3 separate regions of the Mus musculus genome follow, and regions 1 and 3 are each linked to region 2. The links are chromatin loops, found by intact Hi-C in ENCODE. Cell type or tissue: heart. All regions are shown on one strand. Links, peaks and the distances in the headings refer to the core of each region. The heading gives the core; the rest is flanking DNA.

The links. A loop is a pair of places that touch in the nucleus more often than their neighbours do. Peaks named below come from ENCODE experiments on the same cell type or tissue, not always from the same donor. Only the 100,000 strongest peaks of a DNase experiment are listed, where the experiment ranks them.
Region 1: it touches region 2 in a loop (4-fold over the local background); 34 of 42 quality-filtered maps call a loop at or near these places.
Region 3: a loop joins it to region 2, with 2.9 times the contacts of the local background. A loop is called at or near these places in 7 of 42 quality-filtered maps.

The regions. Positions count from the first base shown.
Region 1 is chr17:29,509,544-29,517,569 of GRCm38, reverse strand. No RefSeq gene overlaps it. Among named protein-coding and RNA genes, the nearest start is that of Gm26885, 22 kb to the right of the region's middle. In heart, for the core only: a CTCF peak has its summit at 4,206; DNase peaks (open chromatin) are centred at 2,899 and 4,219; H3K27ac peaks cover 1,047 bases.
Region 2 is chr17:29,265,399-29,273,424 of GRCm38, reverse strand. BC004004 (cDNA sequence BC004004) reads right to left here and starts at 4,637. Exons shown (of 9, transcript NM_030561.3): 1 at 4,423-4,637. In heart, for the core only: a CTCF peak has its summit at 4,672; DNase peaks (open chromatin) are centred at 4,484 and 5,355; H3K4me3 peaks cover 1,878 bases; H3K27ac peaks cover 2,173 bases.
Region 3 is chr17:29,344,908-29,352,933 of GRCm38, reverse strand. It overlaps Mtch1 (mitochondrial carrier 1), which reads left to right and starts at 5,002. Exons shown (of 12, transcript NM_019880.4): 1 at 5,002-5,467. The coding sequence starts at 5,147. In heart, for the core only: no CTCF peak of the experiment used is centred there; DNase peaks (open chromatin) are centred at 5,073, 5,753 and 6,023; H3K4me3 peaks cover 2,658 bases; H3K27ac peaks cover 2,528 bases.

The DNA.
Region 1 (8,026 bases), core at 1,952-6,951, 240 kb before region 2:
CTGCAAGCTTTTGAGGCCAGCCCTTCACCTACTCTGCCATTTCCCAGGCCTTGTCTCCTCTATTTTTTTTTAATTTTTTTCTTCTTTATTAGATATTTTATTTATTTACATTTCAAATGTCATCTCCTTTCCTGGTTTCCCCCATCACCTCCCCTGTTCACCAACCCACCCACTCTTGCTTCCCTGACCTGACATTCCCCTACATTGGAGCATCGAGTCTTCACAAGGTTTTTTTGTTTGGTTGGTTGGTTTTTGGTTTTTTTCTAGACAGGGTTTCTCTGTGTATCTACCATCTCTACCTCTGTCTGTCCTGGAACTCACTCTGTAGCCCAGGCTGGCCTCGAACTCAGAAATCTGCCTGCCTCTGCCTCCCGAGTGCTAAAGGCTCAGACTTAGGGTTCTATTCATGCTGGAAAAACACTCAACTTAGTGTTTTTCTAAAAGTCATTTATCAACAAACAAATAAACAAACAAATGCTGGTTGAATTGGGATATCACTATGTAGCCCCAGCTAGCCTGAAACTTATGTAGACCAGGCTGTCCGGGAACTTACAAAAATCTACCTACTTCTGCCTCCTGAGTGCTGGGACTGAAGGCATGTGCCACCTCAACCTGCTTTAAAAAGTTATCTCTATTTTTTTTTAAATCGTGTGCACTCGGGTTTGAACACATGAGTCCAGGTTCCCAGGAAGGCCAGAAGAGGCTGTTGGAGTCCCTGGAGCTGAGTTCTGGGTGGTTGTGAAACACCAGGGTTAGGTGCAGGGAACCAAATTTGGTTTCTGTAAGAACAATGTGTGCTCTTAGCCAGTGAGCCATCTCTCCAGGCCTCCAAGGAAAGAGTATGTAAAAGCTCACTGCTGAGAGCTGGTGTGCACCTATCATCAGCAAGGAACCACTCCTGTGGCCTGTGTTTCACACCCAAGTGTAATGTTATAGTCTTATACCCACTGTCCTTACAGGTCGGCCTTGCATGCAGTGCTACAGAGTACTAGAGGAAGTGACATGGCCAGGCCACATATAAAAGCAGGACTTAGGTCACACTGGCTGAGCTCCTGAAGAAGCAGCAGCATGTCCTATCTAGTACCTTCCATATTTTTTTAAAGATTTATTTATTTCATTTATATGAGTACATTGTTGCTGTCTTCAGACATACCAGAAGAGGGCATCACATCAGATCCCATTCCAGATAGCTGTGAGCCACCATGTGGTTGCTGGGAATTGAACTCAGGACCTCTGGAAGAGCGGTCAGTATTCTCAACCACTGAGCCATCTCTCCAGCCCCATATATTTTATTTTATTTTTTTAAAGATTTATTTATTTAGGGCTGGCAAGATGGCTCAGTGGTTGAGAGTACTGACCGCTCTCCCAGAGGTCCTGAGTTCAATTCCCAGCAACCACATGGTGGCTCACAACCATCCGTAATGAAATCTGATGCCCTCTTCTGGAATATCTGAGGACAGCTACAGTGTACTTACATATAATAAATAAATAATTTTTTTTTGAGACAGGGTTTCTCTGTGTAGTCCTGGCTGTCCTGGAACTCACTCCGTAGCCCAGGCTGGCCTCGAACACAGAAATCCGCCTGCCTCTGCCTCCCGAGTGCTGGGATTAAAGGCGTGTGCCACCACTGCCCGGCTAAATAAATTTTTTTTAATTATTTATTTATTATATATACAGCATCCTGCCTGCATGTAAGCCTGCAGGCCAGAAGAAGGCCTCAGATCTCATTACAGATGGTTGTGAGCCACCATGTTGCGGCTGGGAATTGAACTCAGAACCTCTGGAAAACCAGTTAGTGCTCTTAACCACTGAGCCATCTCTCCAACCCTTCTATACACTTCTTGGTTTTTTTTGTTTTGTTTTGGTTTTTTTTTTTGTTTGTTTGTTTTTTGTTTTTTTCGAGACAGGGTTTCTCTGTATAGCCCTGGCTGTCCTGGAGCTCACTTTGTAGACCAGGCTGGCCTCGAACTCAGAAATCCTCCTGCCTCTGCCTCCCGAGTGCTGGGATTAAAGGCGTGGGCCACCACGCCCGGCTTTCTATACACTTCTTAACTCCTAATATGCAGCAGCCTCAATGGAGAGTGGGATAGTAGGGTTACCTTATATCCTATCTAGTACCTTTAAACCTTGTCTCAGAAAACTACGTACATAAACAAATGAACAAATAAGTAGCCTTCTAAACATTGGCATGGTGGTGGTGTGGGCCTGGAAACTGTGTTTGGTGATTGGAGGTATGGGATCAGGAGTTCAAACTCTTCCCCATCTGTATGTTCATGTTTCGGGCTAGCCTGGGCTGCTTGAGACCATATGCTGTGTAGGAACAACAAAACAAAAGTGTTTGAAGCCAGATACGGTGGGGTTCACGTTCTGTCTCGGCACTGTCTCGGCACTGGGAGGCTGAGGAAGTCCAATGTCTGTGCGTTAGAAGATAACCTTGTCTACAGAAAGAGTCCTAGTCTACATTAGACCTATAAGACCGTGTCTCAAAAAATAAAGTGAAGTAAAAGAAGTGTCTGGGAGTGGAGATCTGTTCGTCCCCGTGGGGCTGTGCATGGGGGCCAGAGGCAGATGTCAGATGTCCATGATCACTCTTCTTTATCCCCTCAAGATGGTCTCTCCTACACCAGACTGGAGTTTGCTATTGCCTGGCTACACTGCCTAAGCTGTCTAAAAACCTCAGAAATCCTCCGGCCTCAGTACCGGGATTCCAGGTGCACACCATGCTCCAGACTGGCTTCTGTGATCTGAACTCAGGGTCACATGCTTTGGCAGCTCTTACCCACCGAGCCATTCTCCCCAACACTATTCGTTTGAATCACATTCCTCCCAGCCCTGAACACTCCTCCTACTGTGTACTCACCGAATTCAGAATAGCGAGCAGTCTAACTCCTTTTCCCAATAAACTGCGAGAAATTCATTTGGACCTGGGGCAGTTCTTCAAATGACCACTAGGTGGCAATCGGCGACAAGTTTCCAGTTAGCACTGCCGGCCAAAACAAGATTCTACAAACAGTATTGAAACCTACAACAGGATTTAATCCCTGCCCCGGTGTCTTCAGCCCAGTCACAGCAGAAGTGAGGAGGCTGGAAACCAGAAATAAACTCGATTAAGAGAAACTTGAGCCGGGCCAGGTGTAAGCGGGTCATTCCACCAGCTGACGACCCTAAGGCAGGAGGGTCAAAAAGTTCCAGGCCTACCGGAATTCGAACTCCAGCAATTTGGTGAGACTGTATAACAAAATAAAAAGCAAAAAGATGGCTGGGCCCGAAAGCACAAAAGATGGCTCCTCAGATTAAAAGTGTTTGCTGCAGGGTCCAGGCAGCCTGAGTTCAACCCTGGAAACCTCATCCTAAAGCTGTCCTTTGACATGTACACACAGGCACACACGCACACACACACACACACACACACACACACACACACACACACACACCATAGCACCCATGTGCCTATACACACACACAGTAATAATAAGAATAAATAGATGGGGGCTGGAGATGCTCAGCGGGTAAGAGCACTGACTACTCTTCCAGAGGTCATGAGTTCAAATCCCAGCAACTACATGGTGGCTCACAACCATCCTTAATAAGATCTGATGCCCTCTTCTGGTGTGTCTGAAGACAGCTACAGTGTACTTAGATATAATAATAAATAAATCTTAGGAAAAAAATAAATAGATATGTTTAGCTTTTTAAAGAGACACTAGAAGGTACTTGGTGTGGGAAACTCTAAGGTTCAGTATACAAAAATGAGCTGTGTAGCCTTGGCTATCCTGGGACTCTCTCTGTAGACCAGGCTGGCCTCGAACCTACAGAGATTCATTCACCTGCCTTGGCCTGTGAAGGTGTGTGTCTCCCATTTTCTTTTCTTTTTAAGATTTATTTTATGTATGTGAGTACACTGTTGCTCTCTTCAGAAAGAAGAGAAGAGGGCTTCCAATCCCGTTATAGATGGTTGTGAGCCGCCATGTGGTTGCTGGGAATTGAACTCAGGACCTCTGAAAGAGCAGTCAGTGCTCTTAACCGCTGAGCCATCTCTCCAGCCCCATGTGCCTCCCATATTCTCCACTCTATCACCTTCTGGGGAAGCCTTCACACTTCCACTAAGGCTGCTTCTGTTAGGGAGGCCCTCCCACTTCTACTCCTGACCTCTCCAGCCCCACCCCATCTCCGCAGCCTGTCACAGGTGGCTACCCCCTCTTCGGCCAACAAGTGTCGCTCTTGGCTCACGGACTCCAATCTAGCTGGCTCCTGCTTCTTCCCTTTCTACCACCCTTCCTCCCCTGGCTTCAGTCCCCAGGCCTCAGTCCCACCTCCCCTGGGCTTCACTCTGCACTGATGACCCAAGCCCTCCCCCATCCCTTCGGTTTTGACCTCTCTGAAATCCACTTTGTTTATGTAACTGCTTCCACTAAGACCGGTCCACCGGTCACGGAGCTCAGCAAGAGCAGGTCAGTACCTATGCCCTGGGAACAAACAGAGCCTAGCAAAGAGATAAGCGGTCGCTTACAAGGTGAGGGTCAGAGGAGAGAATCGATTCCCACAGGTTGCCCTCTGACCCCAGCCCTCTCACGGTGGATGGCCAGCCCACATCCATACATTCGCACTCATGAGTAAATGAGTGTAATTTTATCTTTTTTGTTTGGTTGGTTGGTTTTTGGTTTTTCGAGACAGGGTTTCTCTGTATAGCTCTGGCTGTCCTGGAACTCACTCTGTAGACCAGGCTGGTCTCGAACTCAGAAATTCACCTGCCTCTGCCTCCAGAGTGCTGGGATTAAAGGCGTGCACCACCACGCCCAGCCGTAATTTTACATTTTAATGCAAAGTCTATTTATGAGGCTTACTGTTGGGGACGGGTATAGTGGCACAGGCCTTTCACTCTAGGGCTCAAGCCACAAAGGTAGGTCAGCCTGATCCCCATGGAGAGTTCGGGGACAGCCAGGACTACACAGAGACCCAGACTCAAAACAAATGAACGCGCTTGTCTACTCCAAGGATCTGACGCTGCTGCCGTCTGGCTTTGAAAGGTACCCGAGCTCGAGCACACATGTGCACATGCAGACACACACATAATTTACAATTTAAAAAAGGGAGCTAGAGAGGTGGCTCAGCGGTTAAGAGCACTTACTGCTCTTCCAGAGGCCCTGAGTTCAAATCCCAGCAACCGCATGGTGGCTCACAACCATCTCTAATGAGTTCTAATGCCCTCTTCTAGTGTGTCTGAGAAGAGCTACAGTGTACTCACATACATAAAATAAGTAAATCTTTAAAATAAAATAAAATAAGTCACTGGATGGTGACTTATTTTAAGTCACTTTTAATATTAAGCACTTGGGAGGCAGAGGCAGGCAGATCTCTGAGTTGGAGGCCAGCCTGGTCTACAGAGAAAGTTCCAGGACAGCCAGGGCTACACAGAGAGACCCTGTCTCCAAAGTAAATAAATAATAAATAAATAAATAAATAAATAGATAAATTAGTCTTGACTAGGTTGGAGCCCCTGCCTTTAATTCCAGGGCTCTAGAATTAGAAGCACACCCAGGGCCTTTTTGCAGTCAAAGCCAGCCCATTCTACATAGTTTCAGGCCAGCCAAGCTATACAGTGTAACCCTGTCATTCATATATATATGTATATGTATATATATATATGAATGACATCTCTTTGTTTGCTAGGAAGAACTAGTGTGCTGCGGAGCACATATGGAAATCTCCTTCCACCACACAAGTTCCAGGATTGACCACAAGTATCTTTATCCACTAAGCTCTCACCACCTGAAAAGCTCTTGTTAACACCGTATAGACTTCAGTGCTGGTGGTACCAAGACAGAGCCCCAGAGTTGGTAGTCTCCCTACAGAGAGGTTCCTTTGGCTGGGAACTTATAGTTAGATCTCAAACCCAGGACAAATGACTACCAGAGGTGCCTATTTAACATAGCAAAGCAACCCTGGCCCCAGGTTCTCCCAGCATCCCTCAGTCCCTGCCTGTTACAGGGCATGGCTGGCATACCCTAAATTTCTCCAGCCCAGAGGCTGGGGTGTTCTTCCCCAGCTGCCTTCCCTAGATAGCGCAGCCATTTTGGAAACTTGGCCTTACTCTTCCAGCCCTCTGTTCCCCTTTGCTCCCCTCTCCTCCCAGGGCCAGGTCTTGTTCACTCTGGACTCTCCAGGACTTCCCAGCTGCTGGCTCTCTCCCTCGCATCTACAATAAACCTCCTCTTCCACCATACCTACGAACACTGGTATCTTCTTTATTTTTTATTTTCTTTTTAAAGATTTATTTATTTATTTTATGTATATTAGTACACCATTGCTCTCTTCAGACACAGCAGAAGAGGGCATCGGGTCCCATTACAGATGGTTGTGAGCCTCCATGTGGTTGCTGGGAATTGAACTCAGGACCTCTGGATGATCAGTCAGTGCTCTTAACCGCTGAGCTAATCTCTTCAGTCTTATTTTCAATTTTTCATTCACTAATGTTCGCAAACATCAGTCCCCAAGTAGTTGGATCCTACCAATAACCAGAAAGCGACTTAGAAGGCACTTCCTCTCAGAGTCAGCTGGCCAGAGAGTCGACCTCAGGTGAGAGGGCCTGGGTTCTCACAGGAACTAAGGCACACTAACCACAAACGGTCTTAACTTCTGACCTCAAGGGTCATTCCCTCTCCGCCTGTCGCTCACACCAGGAGTTCCAAGGTCACTGAGCTAAGTGAAGCGCAGCCCTGCACGTTCTGATGTGACATCAATGACAGTTACCTCATCTGTCTTCCTCTTCTCCTTTTCTTTTTTTTCAGGAACTTGAAGATAGCTCAGGTAGACTGACATCCTTGACCCCTGACTGCTGCGTGTTATGACCTGTGGGTGACCTTTGACTCTGGCTAACCAAACCTCCACCCTTACTTCTAGCACGCTAAAAGCCCACACTTCCTACCAAGAGCAGTGAAGTTGGTTTACCATGTACAGACCAAAAGCTACCTTAGTTTCCCTCCACCTCCAACCACCCTGCTCCATTCCACAAATCCTCTAAATGCTAGGAAGAAATAAATAAATAAATTCTAGGCGGCTGGGTGGTGGTCCTGTACACCTTTAATCCCAGCACTGGGGAGGCAGAGGCAGGTGGAGTTCTGTGTGTTTGAGGCCAGCCTCGTTATCAGTGTGAGTTTCAGGACAGCCAGGGCTACACAGAGAAACCCTGTGCTGGAAAAAAAAAAAAGTTCTAGGCTACCCTAGGATACATGAGACTCTGTCTCCAAACAAACAAGAGCCCAAGAATAGTGGCTGTCTAGTGCCTTTAATCCTAGCACTTGGATGAAAACAGATCTCTATGAATCTATTGCCTGGTCTACAGAGCGAGTTCCAGGCCAGCCAGCCAGTGAGACCCTGTCTCAAAAACCCAAACAACAAAGCCCCCTTAAGTGTCTTGGCAGAGGCTTGTCTGTAGGGTGCTTAGGGTACACAGAACAAACCAGTCAGGAGCTGCATCTGCAATAGCCTAAGCAAGGCAGGGTGATGAGGGGATGGGGCCTGGGGTAGAGGCAGTGGCTGGTGAGGAATCCGGAACTAGGATGGATAGAATTTATTAAGAGGAAGGCTACAGGCTGGGAGAGAACCCAGAGGTGCTGGGGTGGGGTGGACTTATAGGAAACAGGAGTGCAGAAGGGCTTTGTGAGAAGTTAGGAGTTAGCCCAGAGATGTGCAAGTGGAACCACCTTATAAGAACCAGGAGTGTAGAGGGGCTGGAGAGGTGGCTCAGTGGTTAAGAGCACTGACTGCTCTTCTGAAGGTTCTGAGTTCAAATCCCAAGCAACCACATGGTGGCTCACAACCATCTTTACTTATTTATTATAATAAATAAATCTTTGGGCCAGAGCACTCAGGGACTGAGAGGACAAGCAGAGGTCCTAAATTCCCCAGCAACCACTTGAAGGTTCACAACCATTTGTATAGCTACAGTGTACTCCTATACACTAAATAAATAAATCTTGAAAGAAAGGAAGGAAGGAAGAAAGGAAGGAAGGAAGAGGCATACAAA
Region 2 (8,026 bases), core at 1,730-6,729:
GCGCGTGTAGTTGAACCTGTCATCCTGTCAGCTCAGCCTCCTCCCCACCCTCTTCAAATGTTTACTTTCTTCTGTGTACGTGCACACATGTGGTGGTTGACTGTGTCCTAGATGTTGGTCCCAGGGATCAAACTCAGGTCATTACACTCGACGGTAAATTCTTTCACCTGCTGAGCTATCCCTTAGACCCTCCCTCCCTTTCTGTCTGTCTTTCCTTTTTAATGAAGACACCAGTCCTCTTGAGTTTAAATGGAAACTCTCCTTTCTGCCTCATTCCTGCCCATGAAATCACCACTGAATGATATAGGTATGACGTCTGGAACCCCAACACTCAGCAGCAGGGCCAGGAAGATCTCTGCAAGTCTGAGGCCAGTTTTGTCTGCACAGTGAATTCCAAGCCAATCTGGGCCATAAGACAGAGATTATTATTAAGAAGAAGGAGAAGGAGAATAAATAATTAAAAAAATTTCTACCGTGGACTATCACAAAGATAACGGTCATCTCTGTGTTTCCAGTTTTTATCTTCAGCTTAACCTTTTTCTTATTCACAGGTGGTTTTTATATGTATTTGTTTATTTATCCCCAGGCCGGCTTGGAACCCACTCTGTAGACCAGGCTGGCCTCGAACTCAGAAGTCCGCCTGCCTCTGCCTCCCGAGTGCTGGGATTAAAGGCGTGCACCACCACGCCCGGCTGACAGTGGTTTTCTAAACAGTGGGTCAGGTTTACACACCTTTCAAGATGCCCTACGTCTTTCTGGGGTACAATTTAGCACGGTTGCTAAGGACACAGGAGCTAGAGCTGGAGAAATCTGGATTCACCTAGTTTCCTCTATTTATTGATACACTCCTTAAATCTTAGAATTTTTTCACTTATGAAAAAGGGATAAGGGGCTGGTGAGATGGCTCAGTAGTTAAGAGCGCCGACTGCTCTTCTGAAGGTGCAGAGTTCAAATCCAAGCAACCACATGGTGGCTCACAACCATCCCTAACGAAATCTGATGCCCTCTTCTGGAGTGTCTGAAGACAGCTACAGTGTACTTACATAAAATAAATAAATAAATAAATAAATCTTTAAAAAAAAGGGGGGGATAATAAACCAGATGTGGGGAACACATCTGTAATTTCAGCACTCAACTAGAGTCAGAATTAGAGTCAGGAGGATTAGGAGTTCAGCTACATAGCAAGTGTGAGGTTAGCCTGGAGCCTCAAACATGAGACCCTGTATCCAAAAAAAGAGAGGTGATAGTGGTGAATAATTATAGCTACTGCAATTGAGGATTACACAATGGCACATGCAAAATTTGTTCTAATATCCAAGTAAATGAAACACTTACTGATAACTGCTATAAGATGAAGTCTAACCCATACCACAGCCTACTTGGCCTAGTTGCCACCTCTTTGGTCTGTCCTGTTTTTCCACTAAGCCGTCCTCACCGTCTCTATTACCATGCTAGTTCACAGGCATCTTCCTAAAAAGCCTGTCTTCCATCTCCTCCCAATCTACACTGTGAGTTCTTCAAAGCAGACTAATGGAGAAAATAGACTGCAGAGACGCCTCAGAGATTAAGAGCACTTACTAATACTTCAGAGGCCCTGGGTTCGGTTCTCAGTGCCCACACCACAACTCACAACTGTGTAAGTCCTACCCCTACGTTTCAGGAGACCTGAACCCTCTTCTGGCCTCTTATTATATATGTGGTGCATACACTCACTCAGAATATTAATATTAACAACAACAACAACTTGGGGCTAGAGAGATAGTTCAGTAGTTAAAAGCATTGCCTATTTTTCCAGAGGATCCTGGTTCAATTCCCAGTAACTACAGTTCCCAGTAACTCAAAACTGTCTGTAACTCCAGCGCCAATGCACATATTAACTTTTAAAAAGTTTTTTTAAAAATAGAGAAAATGAGAGCACACAAAAAAAAAAATCAAAGAACCCAATGAAGGAACAAATCCAAAGAAAGGACCCGCTGAACACTGTCTCCAAACCATGTCTCGTGGTTCCCCGAGTGCCCTTCCTCCTGATACACATCAGCCTGGTGTCGCTTTAGTGAGCAGCAGGCCTGGAAGCAAGCACCTTCACCTTTTCTGAATGTCAGAGAATAGGCAGGGAGGACAGACATTTAAACTGGGTCACAGAAAAATGATCCAAGGCAGAGAACTGGAGAATGGAGAAAATGCAGGCTGCAGGAGGGCTCCCTGACCACGGGCGGTTACTGCTATTTCAGGACCTGAGTTTGGCTCTTTCTGGTATAAAAGTTGGGATGTGTGAACACTCAGCCCAAACTGCAAGGCAGCAAAGGTGAACTTTCCACACAAACATGCCCACCTGTGTATACATATACTATACATGTACATGTATAGCTGGGGTCTCGGGATGGTTTGGTTTTAAGAAACTATTCCATGTAGTCTATTTCCCAAGTGCTGGGATTAAAGGCAGTCGTCAGCATGCCTGACTTAAGTTGTAATCTGCATTGCTTCCCTTCAGTAGGGGGACCTGAGCAGTGCCTGGCGCATACCAGTCCAGCGCTCTGCCACTGAGCCAACCCCCATTCCCCGTGTGTTCTTAAGAGAGAAACTGAAACAAGTCAACTTTGAGTTAACCAAATGGGAGAGAGGTCCATAAAAAGTTCCACACTGGGAACTACCCAGTGAACAAGGGAAAGACTTTGACTCTGAAGATGTAGGCGTAATCTCTACTACCAAGAGTGCGATGACTACAGAACATTCGATACCAAAGTGATACAGGCTTTCAGATCATAAAATGTGTGGGGTTGTAAGCTGTGTGTGCCTTGTTATGTGTTACTTCATACTGTGTGAAACAGCAGTTTTCAGGTTGTACCTTGCCCGAGGTGACTCCATTCTATAAAAGCAGCGTTTGGCTCTATTTTAAGTGGGAATGCAGAAGCAGGAAGACCACACCACGCCTCACTGTGCATAGGGTTCCACCACCTGTTAGCGTCTCTCACGCAGAACGGACTGACAACCACTTACTTCTAAAAGTTAATAAACAGAGTTTTCCACCTATAGGCCTATCGAGGCTGCCAGATGAGGTGACACACGCCTTTAATCCCAACACTTGGGAGGCAGAGGAGGGCTGGAGACCAGCCTGGTTTACAGAGTGAGTTCCAGGCTAGCCAGGGAGGAAAACCAAACCAAACCAACCAACCAACCAACCATAACTTATCAAAATAAATTAGAACTCTATGAACACATAAGGGTACTGAATTCACACCAGGAGATCCATTATCAAATACACTAAATAAAACCAACTTATCATATGCCCTAGAAAGTGGCAAAAATCGATCACCTTCACTTGAGCCCCATGAACACTTCTAAAGCTATAATGACAAGAGCCCCCATTGCCCGTGTAACCACGAGTGTGTTCATTAAAGGCTGACAGCAGAGAACTCCTACCAATCTCTGGAGCTCAAGATCCTCCCCTTCCTGCCACTGTTGATGTGGCCACCTGTGTGTCCTTCTGGACCATCTTCCAGTTCATTCCCAAGCTCACCTCAATGGTGAAGTCTAGCTCCGGGCCTCCCTCAGCTCCAAAGCCTTCATACCTTATCATGAATACTTGTCTTTCTCTTTACATCTGTCTTCTGCTTCATGTAAGGCCTCTTAGAACTCCTGTGGCCTCTTTACCCCTTACACAGCTATTCAATAGCCTACATAGACATATAATTACTGTGGGATGTGTAGTCTCCGGTGAGAGTTAATATCACCAGTGAAGACTGGAATGATATATTCTATTTTCGGTGATGGCCAGCTGTCAAGGGAAATCTCGAAATCTTGGCAAAATTGCAGCCAACGAAACCCAGTTTGTGAATCTGTACTTCCATTGTGAAAGACATTGTGCCTGGCACTGTGAAAAGACAAACGTGTCCCTTTATGTTTCTGACATAGCATACTCACGACACATGGCTTGCAAGGTTTAAGTCTTAAAATGCAAGGAAACACTAGGCAGCTTATTTTTCTCGTACTGGCAGGCGATTGACTGCAAACGGGTCAGTGTGCCATGCCACGTTCTGAGACGCCAAGTTTATCACATTAAGTCCACATTAAAATAAATAAAATTAAATTAAGTACTTCCTCCTTAACATTTGGGCTAAGATGTCTAAGAAGGGGCCATTCAGGGGTGACGCTAAGGCATCTGTGACAGGTTGGCAAGCGGGGTCAGGGCTTTCGGACACGGCCGCCACGTCTGCGAACCAAGTTCGAGCAGTGTCGGACCCCGTCACCCTCCCCGCGGAGCCTCGGGAAAGATGTCAGAGGGGATCTGCCCCGGGGAGCGGTCGGGGGTGCTGTCAGTCAGCAGAACGCGGACGGGAGCGGCGAGGAGGGCGGCGCGAGGCAGCGGCGGCCGCGGAGGGCGGCCGGCCTCCCCCCTCCCGGCCTCGGGCCCCAGTCACTCACATGCGGGCCCGCGCCCTCTCGGGCTCCTCCCGCCTCGGGGACAGCAGCCGCCGGGCGAGGAGGGTGGGCCAACAACTTCCTGCTTCCGGCAGCGCGACCCGGAAGTGGTTCTCGCGCCGCCGGCCAGGGCTGGAACACAAAGGAAAAGCTCCTTGCGCCCCAGGTTCCGAAACAGATCTGGCGAGGTCGCGGGGCGCGGGGCGCGGGGCAAATCTCGCGGTATCTGAAAAGCTTGTGCTCTTGCTCCCCCTGACGTCCAGATGGCACTACTGCGCCTTCTCAGTCGTAGAAGTCTCAAAATATTAATAACAACAATAATAATAATAATAAAAAAATTTTTTTAGGGGTCCGGACTCATTGACTCAATTCATTCCCATTTACACTTGGCTCACTCGTTTGTATCTATTGACTGCTGGTTCTGTGGTAAGCATCACTAAGCACTGTACTCTTAGGAAACTGCTTCAAGAATTATATATTGTAACATGAACATTCTCACAACACCTGACCATGAACCAGCCAAACAGGTTTATGGAGCTGGTTAACTGACTGCAGGTTTCTCTCACAAATAGGGAGTGGCAGTCAGCAACTGTTTGTATATGTGTGTGTGTGTGTGTGTGTGTGTGTGTGTGTAGTATGTGTACGCTTCTCCATGCACATAAGTGTCTTCAGAGGCACCGGATCCCATGGAACTGGACTTACAGACAACTGTGAGCAGAATGATATAGATTCTGGGAACTGAACTCAAATTCTTTGGGAAAACAGCTTTCTGAACAGCCAAGCCATCTCTCAAGCCTCTATATCAGAACCTTTAACTGATTTCTACCCGGGGACCTGAAACAAAATGCTGGGCTCAGCCCTGATGCTATAACTCAAAAGCCATGGTGACTGTGAGATGGGGTCAGATGAACCAGAGCAAAGACTCCAGGCCACCAGGCCACTCTACGCTCTCCCCATACAGGCACAAATAAGTCTCCTTTCCTGACACCCACTACTACCTGTACCCTCAGCTGACATACTAAGCCTGCCAGAACTGACTTTGTTTTTAACCCCTTAAAATGACAGTTACACAGGCTAGAGAAAGGGCTCCGGAGTTACAAGCACCTGCTGCTCCAGAAAAAGACCAGAGTTCACTTTCCAGCACCCACACAATGGCTTAGAACTGTCTGTAGCTGCCGGGCAGAGTGAGTTCCAGGACAGGCAGGGCTATACAGAGAAACCCTGTCTCGAAAAACCAAATAAACAAAAAAACAAAAAAACTAAAAAGGAGAATATATGGAGCCTAAATTCATCTATGGTGGCCTTGGAAATTCTCAAAGTCCCCTTTTCAGAACCTCACCGAGTGAGAGAACTGGGGTTAGCAGAGTTCCCATCACTTGAAGCTGCAAGGCAAAGAGAGACAGGTGAGACTGCACTGAAGAGGTACAGTTCTGTTTCCCTAAGGACACCAGCTTTACAGAGAACAGTGACGATCAGAGTGGCAGCCTCCTTAGATGACAGGCTGGAAGAGAACAGAGAATGTCTTTAAGAATTTAGGGCTAGCCTTGCAGTGGTAGCGCAAGCCTTTTATCCCAGCACTCGGGAGGCAGAGGCAGGCAGATTTCTGAGTTCAAGGCCAGCCTGGTCTACAGAGTGAGCTCCAGGACAGCCAGGGCTACACAGCGAAACCCTGTCTTGAAAAACCAAAAAAAAAAAAAAAAAAAAAAAAAAAAGGTGTTTCACAGACTGGGCTGCTTTGGGGAGTTTCTTTCCAAGGCATCTCTAGCTGTTCTCTTGAACAGGGCTGGAGGGGGGAAGGGCTGGAGAGATGGCTCAGCAGTTAAGAGCACTGCCTGCTCTTCCTGAGGTCCTGAGTTCAATTTATGGTGGCTCACAACCATCTGTAATGGGATCCATTGCCATCTTCTGGTGTGTCTGAAGAGAGCAATAGTGTACTCATGTACATATAAAAAACAAAAACAAAAACAAAAACAAACAAACAAACAAACAAAAAACCTTTTAAAAAATCTGGGGGATTAAACCTTATTGATGATGTCTCCCAAGAAGAGACATTTACTGTTCCGAGCTAGGAACAGAGTGTAGATGAATCTATTCTACCTTCTGTGGCAGCATCACTCGGTAAACATTAACTGGGATTTGCCCAGAAAAAGAAAAGCAAAGAAACCAAGACCACACATAGCCAAGCAGTGGTCAGGGACACTCACCTATGATGCTTTGGGTGGACTCAGGAATGAGCCCCCATGATGTCAGAGGTAACACAGTGACAGAGACCTAGAGCCCCATGTCACCTTCAACTGTCTGTTAGTCTTTTAGGGACCTTGACTCAGGAGTCATGAATTGGATATAGCAGAGGTTTTCAGGCCTAACTAATTAAAAGCTGAGTTGGAGATTTTTATAAGGCTTTTTTTTTTTTAAAAAGGACTTATTTATTTCATGTATGTGAGTACACTGTCACTGTCTTCAGACACATCAGAAGAGGGCATCAGATCCCATTACAGATGGTTGTGAGCCACCATGTGGTTGCTGGGAATTAAACTCAGGTCCTCTGGAAGAGCAGTCTGTGCTCTTAACTGCGGAGTCATCTCTCCAGCCCTATAAAGATATTCTTAATGACATAAACCATGAAGATTAAGGGAGAAAGAGAACAGGAAGACAGACAGAGTTAAGTCTCTCTAGGTGTCGCTAGGGAGAGAGGTTGAAGGGAAGCCTGAAGAGCAAGCCATGCCCAAGAAGGAGGGAGAAGAAGGGAAGGAAGGGGTGAAGCGGGCAAAGCGAGGGAGGAGGAGGAAGGGACAGGAATGTCTAACTATGGGGTAGCCTAATCACATGGCCCCTAAGATCTCTGGGGAGAAGCCCCCTGAAGGCCTACTGGTGAGTGAGGAGTAAAGGCTCACACCGCTCACTCACCCTCACAAACACAGAGAAGGCTGACAGGCCGCCTCACAGTGCAGTGTCAAATATGGGTCAGAAATGGTGCTGAGCTGAGGGTCGGATTCGACACTGGATTATTTTTAAGTTGACGTTGGCCTGCCTTAATATAACATAATTGTAGAACACATCGAAAATGCCAAAACATTACAAAACTTAAAAAAAAAAAATTAAAAAGTACTCCCCAGCCGGGCGTGGTGGCGCATGCCTTTAGTCCCAGCACTTGCGAGGCAGAGGCTGGCGGATTTCTGAGTTCGAGGTCAGCCTGGTCTACAAAGTGAGTTCCAGGACAGCCAGGGCTACACAGAGAAACCCTGTCTCGAAAACCAAAAAAAAAAAAAAAAAAAAAAAAAAAAAAAAAAAAAAAGTACCCCTAAAAAAGATAAGATAAAATCTATAATTTTAGGCTGTGGAAGTTAGCTGCTTTTGATGGTTTAGTGTGTGCTTCTGACATGCTGGGCAACTAAGCTCTCACTGAGCTAGAGCCCCTGCCGCTTCTCTTCTCTGTGTATATGTGTGTCTCTCTGTGTGTGTGTGTGTATTTGTGTGTCTTATGAGAAGTTTTTTTCTTCTGCTGTATGGGTCCCAGGTTGAATTCAGGTCTTCAGGTTTGGAAGCAGGTAACTTTACCCTCTGAGCCACCTTTCCGGTCCAAGAGACTGTTTTTAAAAATAATTTT
Region 3 (8,026 bases), core at 1,952-6,951, 79 kb before region 2:
CAGAGTGTTAGTCCATTATCATCATCTTTCAGCAGGCAGGGAGGCTGCTGGAGAAGTAGCTGAGAGCTTTACATTCTGATGGGGGGGGGGAGGGAAGGGAAGGGAAGGGAAGGGAAGGGAAGGGAAGGGAAGAGAAGGGAAGGGAAGGGGAAGGGAGGGGAAGGGGAAGGGGAGGGGAGGGGAGGGAAGGGAAGGGAAGAGAAGACTGAGCTTGCTCCTGAGCTTGGGAAACCTCAAGCCTACTCCCAATGACACACCTCATCAAACAGGGCCATGCCTTCTCAATAGGATCATACATCTACATCGTAATCTTTTCCAAACAGTCCAACTGGGGACTAAGCATGCAAATATTTGAGCCTATGGGAGCCAATCTCATTCAAACCACCACAGAGGGGGGTTTTCTAAGTATCCAAAGCTGGTTTGATTTGTTTATTTATATATTTATTATAAATAACACATCATACATTAATATAAATGATTATGTATAATACAAAATGAATAAAAATATAAAAATAAACTAATATAAATTTTTAAAATGGGTCAGTAAATACCTATTTATTTACTTTGTGTCCATGTGAGAGCAAGGATGTGAATGTGCTGCCTCTCTACATCCCTGGCTGAACTTTGTACATTTTAATTTAGGAAGCTGAAGAGATGGCTCAGCTGTGGAGGGCACGGGCTGCTCTTCTAGGGGACACCAGTATGGTTCCTGCCACCAATGTCAGGCTAATCACAGCTACCTGTAGCCCCAACTCCAGTGAATCTGGTGAACTCTTCTGGCCTCCTCAGGCACCTGCAAAACACACACACACACACACACACACACACACACACACACACACACACAAATCTTAAAATTTTTTTTGAGAGAGGATTTTATTTATTTATTTATTTATTTTTGGTTTTTCAAGACAGGGTTTCTCTGTGTAGCCCTGGCTGTCCTGGAACTGACTCTGTAGACCAGGCTGGCCTCTAACTCAGAAATCCCCCTGCCTCTGCCTCCCAAGTACTTGGATTATAGGCGTGTGGCACCATTGCCCGGCTTAAATTTTTTTAATTGATTTTTTTTTTTTTGTCATGCTGAACCTGAGGTTTCAACCTGTTCCTCAAGTGTGGATTATTTCCTTTCATCCTTTGTTAACCCTAAAAATCAGGATCAGGGGGTGTTCAGACAATGTCATGGCCAAGTAGAGACTCTTGATGTCTCAAATCCCACTGAGCACCCAGACTGAGCACAGGTACCCCAGAATAGCTAGTTTCCACTGGGGAACTTGTAGGAGTGGTGCTGCGGACCCTTTTTGGTCCCTGTCTTCGTAGAATGGGTCTCTAGTTGCAGGTGGACAAGGAGTCGGCAAATGACAGACAGAAGCGACAAGAGAGATTGTGTAGAATCTGAGTGTAATTTTTTTTTTCGAGACAGTGTTTCTCTGTGTAGCCCTGGCTGTCCTGGAACTCACTCTGTAGACCAGCTGGCCTCGAACTCAGAAATCCACCTGCCTCTGCCTCCCAAGGGCTGGGATTAAAGGAGCGCCACCACGCCCAGCGAGTGTAATTTTTCAAGTGGAGCATCAAACTTTTTATACAGAAGAGTGACAAGAAACCACGTGAGACATCCACCAAGTTACAGTGACACAATACAAAAGGAATGTATACATCAAAAGATGGCGGTGACCAGGTCCTGTTTACCACTAAGAAGGGAGCCAGGTCTATTGTTAAGCCCACCACCAGGGGTTCTTAGTAAATGCCTGATTATGCTGTTCCTTTGGGCCTAGTGAAGAAATCTCTCTCAGGGGGATTCCCTAACTCTTTCATGATAAACCCACTTATTGGCTAGGCCATTGTGAATTCCCTTGTCTGGGTAAGACTGACTACTGTCCCAAGTAAACACTCTGCAGACCAGCCCAGAGCTATTCCGGCTCCATTCTTTGCAATGCCTAATTAGTTCCACCATCTCTACTAGCAGTAAATTTGAATGTTACTGGATAGATAACCTTCTTACAGAATTCCTACTGAATTCCAAGTTTGTCGGCTTCAAGGATTTTTTTAGGAGTTGGAACACTGGCAAGGGCTTAGCTATGTCAGAATTCAATCTTTAAAGGCACTTTACAATAAAATAATACCAAAAGAGAGCACGTGGATCCATACACCAGACTAATGTGGGGATAGGGTATGAGTATACGGGTTATGAGAATGCCTGGTTCCAGGAGGTTGAGTTTCTCGTGAGCACTTCCAGGCCTCTCGCCTGCCAAGCAGACTTCACTGGAGTGTGCGTAGCAGAATGGGATTCAGCTCACCCACATATACATATATTCACCCACCCCGGCTTGGAGTGTATGGCTCAGAGGTAGACTAATTGCGTAGGATGTGTGCAGCCCTGGAGTTTATTAGAAATGCTTTGATGCCATCAGGAGGCAGGGGCTGGTGGATGTCTGCGACTTCAAGGTCAGCCTGGTCTACAGGTGGAGATCCAAGATCCAGCCAAGGTTCCATCATCCCCAGTACTGCTAAAAACAAACCCAAATTTTTTTAAAAGAAAGAAAGGAAAAGGAAAATGGATCAGACCTTGCCCTTTTTAGTTCTCAGAGGCAGGAAGTCTCAACGATGATTAGCAATCGCTGATGCCAACTGAAACCACACAGGAGAGGCACTAGGAAGCAGGCTGTAAGGATGGACTTCTGGGCGGGCGGGGTGGTGCACAGGACAGGGCAGGTTTTCTACTGCAACGAGCCATGGTTATCAAGAGCAGATGCTAGATTTTCTCCTTTTTCTCCCCAAAAGGAGCCCAAGACTCAGGGACATTTGTTTGTTTTTCAAGACAGGGTTTCCCTGGCTGTCCTGAAACTACCTCTGCCACTACCCACATGGCAAAGACAATAGTTTATTCCTAAATGTAAAGACTAACTGACTGATACGTATCAGAGCAGAATGAGGAAACCTACAGGCACATGGGTGCCCTAAAATCATAGTAAGGGCCGAAGAGATGGCTCAGCCATTAAGCACTCCGGTTGCTCTTACGGAGGAATTGGGTTCAGTTCTCAGCTCACAACCATTGGCTTCCTAGGGTACCAGGCACACATGTGGTGTACATAAGTATAAATGAAATGCAAACAAAACACTCTTGCCCATAAAACAAAATAAACCAGGCCTCAGAATGTGACATGCCAGACCAGGTATATTAGTTAGGGTTTTACTGCTGTGAACAGACACCATGCCCAAGGCAAGTCTTATAAAAAATCATTTAATTGGGGCTGGCTTACAGGTTCAGAGGTTCAGTCCATTATCATCAAGGCAGGAGCATGGCAATATCCAGGCAGGCATGGCGCAGGCAGAGCTGAGAGTTCTATGTCTTCATCCAAAGGCTTCTAGTGGAAGACTGACCTAGGGTGAGAGTATTAAGCCCACACTCACAGTGACACACCTACTCCAACCAGGTCACACCTATTCCAACAAAGCTACAACTCCAAATGGTGCTACTCCCTGGCCCAAGAATATACAAACCATCATACTAGGGAAGGGTACAATACTCTCTCACCTGGACCTCATAGAAAGGAAGACACCTAACTCTGGACGTCAGGCCTATCTTTTGACCACTCAGTGTATATTGTCAAGGGACAGAGGAATGAGAAGTCCTGGCAATCCCAGGGGCTTCAGTTTAGCTGGGTTCCCAGTGTTTGATGTGGCCTGTTTGAATTACCATCCATCTGTCTGTCCATCTGCTCACCCACCTGTACCCAGTCCTGCAAGCCCTCAGCAGCTCTGCCCTTCCTGAGCCGTTCTCCAGATGGACTGGTTAATATCTAACCTCAGAAGTGGCTTTCTCTGCCTCTGCCTCCAGTAAGGACTCTTTCAAATTGTTGAGATTTGTGGCCTTTGTAACCCTTTGAAGTCATTCTGTCACACACACACACACACACACACACACACTTATAATCACAGTGTGATCTGTATCTTGAGATAATATTAGTAACTAAGATGTGAATGAAAGAATTGTGATTGCTAACAGCCAGCTATCAATTGCAGCCAAGGAAATTGATGTAGCATGGTGCACAGCTCAGTCTGGCCTTGAACTCCTATCCTGATGCCTCTGCCTCCTGAGTATCGGGCTTACTTTACAGGTGTGTGCCACTGCACTGGATTGTTACTTTGTTTGCTTCATTCATTCCCTTAGGAATGGTTTCCCTGAAGATATACTTTCTATGCATTCCTATATTTGCGGTGATAGAAGATAGATATTAATGCCAGACAATACAATATGATACAACACAGTACAGTACACGGTAGTACGGTACAGGGAGCCACATTCGGAATGGGCCATACAAAAACACGGTCCAATGGGGGACAGTCAAATACAGATCGGAAAAACAAGGCACTGGGGACAATACGGAGGAAAAGCCCACAGATGGAAAGTATTTGCGTGGGCAAGTGTCAGGAACGTGAGGTAAAACCTACACCACGGGCAATCAGGGAGGGTGCAAATATCTGACCATTCCAAAGACCTTCCTTGCAAACTAGCAAGAGGACAAGGTCCCTTGCTAGGGACCAAAGGGTCCCTGCTGACTCTGAGGTCCATTACCAGAAGACTCTATTATTGGGCAGTTCAAGACCAGCTGAGAGCTGCTGTGCTTGTTCAGAGGTGGAAACAAATCACCGGCTGGAGTAAGCACCTTCCTGGAAGGTGGCCCTAAGAATTGCTCTCAAGGCATGCGTAGCACTATGCTCCAGGCACTAGACTAGAGCTCTCCCAGGCCTAGTTATTTAGTAACTAAACGCAGCCAGCACCGGGCCTTCATAAGTGCACAGGCAAAGAGTGCTCCCAGCCCTCAGCAGCTGTGAGTTACTCAACTATTGAGGGGTTTCTACACAGGTCCCGGGATCGTGCTGAAGGAGTGCAGAAGCAGGGCACACAGACTGAGACTCGTAGGCACGATTGCGGTGACTGGCCTGGTCCGCAAAGGGGCGGGCACAGAGCTGCAAAGAACCCGCCCCGGGCCGGAGGAGGCGGGCCCGGGAGCACCAAGGAACAACACTCGCCCGCCCGCCATGCCCCCTCGCCCCGCGGCGTGAGTGGTGCTGCCAGGACCCTCCCCTTGACGTTCGGGGCGTGGCCAGCACCACGTGACGGGGAGTGACCTCCACGCCTGGCGCCATGGGGGCTTCGGACCCGGAAGTGGCGCCTTGGGCTCCCGGCGGCGCCGCGGGGATGGCGGGAGCCGGAGCTGGTGCAGGAGCTCGGGGCGGCGCGCCGGCCGGAGTCGAGGCCCGCGCTCGGGACCCGCCACCCGCGCACCGCGCGCACCCTCGCCATCCTCGGCCCGCGGCTCAGCCGTCGGCGCGCAGGATGGACGGCGGCCCGGGCGCCCCGGGCTCCGGGGACAACGCCCCGACCACCGAGGCGCTGTTCGTGGCGCTGGGCGCGGGCGTGACGGCTCTCAGTCACCCGCTGCTCTACGTGAAGCTGCTGATCCAGGTGGGGCGGGGGGCGCGGCGGGAGGATGTGGATGGGATGTGCGGTGTGGGGGTGCAGGGAGGGGGCTGAGGGATCTGAGTGATTGACGTGGGAAAGGAAGCGATTTGGAGGTGCTGGGAGGGAGCGAAGGGACGTGAGTGACAGACGTGGGGTAGGAAGGGATTTGGGGGTGCAGGGAAAGGCGATGAGATGTGGGAGATAAGTAGTCGAAGGCAGTGAGCTTGAAATTCCGAAGGGTAATGGATTTGGGGTGCGGAAAGAAGCCACAGGATTGGGGGAGGGCCGAGAAGTTTTGGTGAATGGGTAGATGAGGGCTGGCTGGGTACAAAAGCGACGTGTTTAGAAGGTGAGTACATTTGGGGCAGAGGACAGCGGGGCTCTGGATTTATAGAGATGGATGAAAGCTTTGAGGGACAAAGGAGTGGGCAGCAGGGCCAAAAATTTCAGAGGGAAAGAATGCAGCAGGGAAGAGCTATCGGTTTACTTGAGAAGGAGCCTGTAGATTTGATGGCGACGACAGATTTGGTGGGAGGAGGGGCCTCCGCATTGGTGGAGGGGGGGAGTGGAGCGGTGTCTGGAAAGGGGAGCCAGGAGGCGGCTTTTAGGGGGAAGGGGAGAATGGGATGACGCATTTAGTGGAGGAAGGAAGGAATTGAAGTAATTGTGTCTGCGTGGGTTGGGAATGGGCAGAAAATGGGGATAGGCACAATAGGTAAGGGTTGTCAAAGCTGGAGCAAAGGTAGGGATGTCTGGATTCAAGGATGCTTGGGCACCTAAACGCTTTTTTGCTTGTTGGCAGCAATTCACTCCAATAGAGGATGAGGAAAGGGTAAAGGGGGAGGAGGGATCTGGTTGGAAGGAGGTGTTGTGCATTTGGCAGAATTGGGTGGGTGTGTGATGGAGGTGGGGAGAGTTTTGATTGGCGTGGTTCAGGCTCAGACTGATAATCAAAGATGAAGCCTAGCATTTTCCAAAGGAGTGGGGGATGGGTGGTGAGGATTGAGTTGGAGACCCAGCTAAGATTTGAGGTTTGATTTAAGGCAAGTGAGTGTGAAGATTATTGTACTATCCTTGTCATAGAACTGAGAGAATTAGAAATACATTTGGAATGAGAAGGCCTTAAGAATGGGAGTCGCTGCTGGGCAGTGGTGGCGCAGGACTTTAATCTTAGCATTTGGGAGGCAGAGGCAGTCGGATTTCTGAGTTCGAGGCCAGCCTGGTCTACAGAGTGAGTTCCAGGACAGCCAGGGCTACACAGAGAAACCCTGTCTCGAGAAAAACAAACAAAGAATGGGAGTTGCTGAAGCCCTGGGGTCTGAGGAATGGGGATTCTAGAATTTGGAGTTTAACTAGAAATATAAGGAATGAGAAGATACTGTCAGGGCCATTGGGCATCAAATTGTGCAGAGATTTGGAGACGGCTGAAAGGGGGATTTGGAGACCAGCACTGACCTACTGTCATGTGAATGTGTATTTACAACATAGTGTTGCAGCCACAGCAAGCCTCAGCTTAGGAGGGACTCTGGGCTTTGCAGGTATCTGAGTTGAGCAGTTGGAGGTGCTAGGAGCTGATGGGGTGAGAATCAAATGCTGGACCTTAGGATGGCAGGCGGAGAGGGTCGGGGGGGCTCTGGGTGTAGTGTGGGAGGACACAGGGGAAGTGGCTTATCATTGGGAGCATGGTGGCATTAGTGTGGGGGTTTGAAAGAATGAAAGGTCTTTGGAGAGGGACCTAGAGAGTGAAGGGGAGCCCAAAGGGTGATGGGAACTAGATGGCAGGGGGGTGTAAGCCTAAGAGCTCTGTTGGGGGTGACAACTTCAGGGAGCTTAATGGCTATAGCTTAGTAATCGGTAACACTGAACAAAAAAGCAACAATAATAACAGATTGTGTTTTGCAGGGAACAGGTGTGCAGGCTAGATGTTGAGCCTCAGATCAAGACTCGTGGGCGGGGGTGGAGGCAGGCAGAGGTATTGAAGGTGGCAAACTGGCTCTGCTGGTGTTAGGTACGGGATCACGGTGTTGGCTGTGGTTAGGACAGTTAGAAACAGATCTAGGTGAGCATGACGTGAGGACAAATCAAGTAGGCCGTGACCTCGGCTCACATTGTACCTTTGATAACCCAGTAGACATAAGACGATAAACTCAACAGATTTGAGAGCCGTGAGGATGTGCGGTTGAGGGTTCGGGTTTTAGGATCAGGTTGGAGTTGTGCTGATAAGACTGGTGGGCAGCATCATAGCAAGAGCTTGGGGCTTGAAGTTCCAGCACAAAGGACCACCCTCCACTTGAAGACGCGGAAGGCCACTTCTGACCTAGAAGAAGAACTCTGGAAGGGAAAGCTGTTTGCCTGGGTCACCTAACTCTTTTCTGGATAAGCCATTGTGAGCGTCATTTTTTTTCAAAAAGACCTCACAATAAAGGGTTTTAAAAATTTACAGTCAGGGGCTGGTGAGATGGCTCAGTGGGTTAGAGCACCCGACTGCTCTTCCGAAGGTCCAGAGTTCAAATCCCAGCAACCACATGGTGGCTCACAACCATCCGTAACAAGATCTGACTC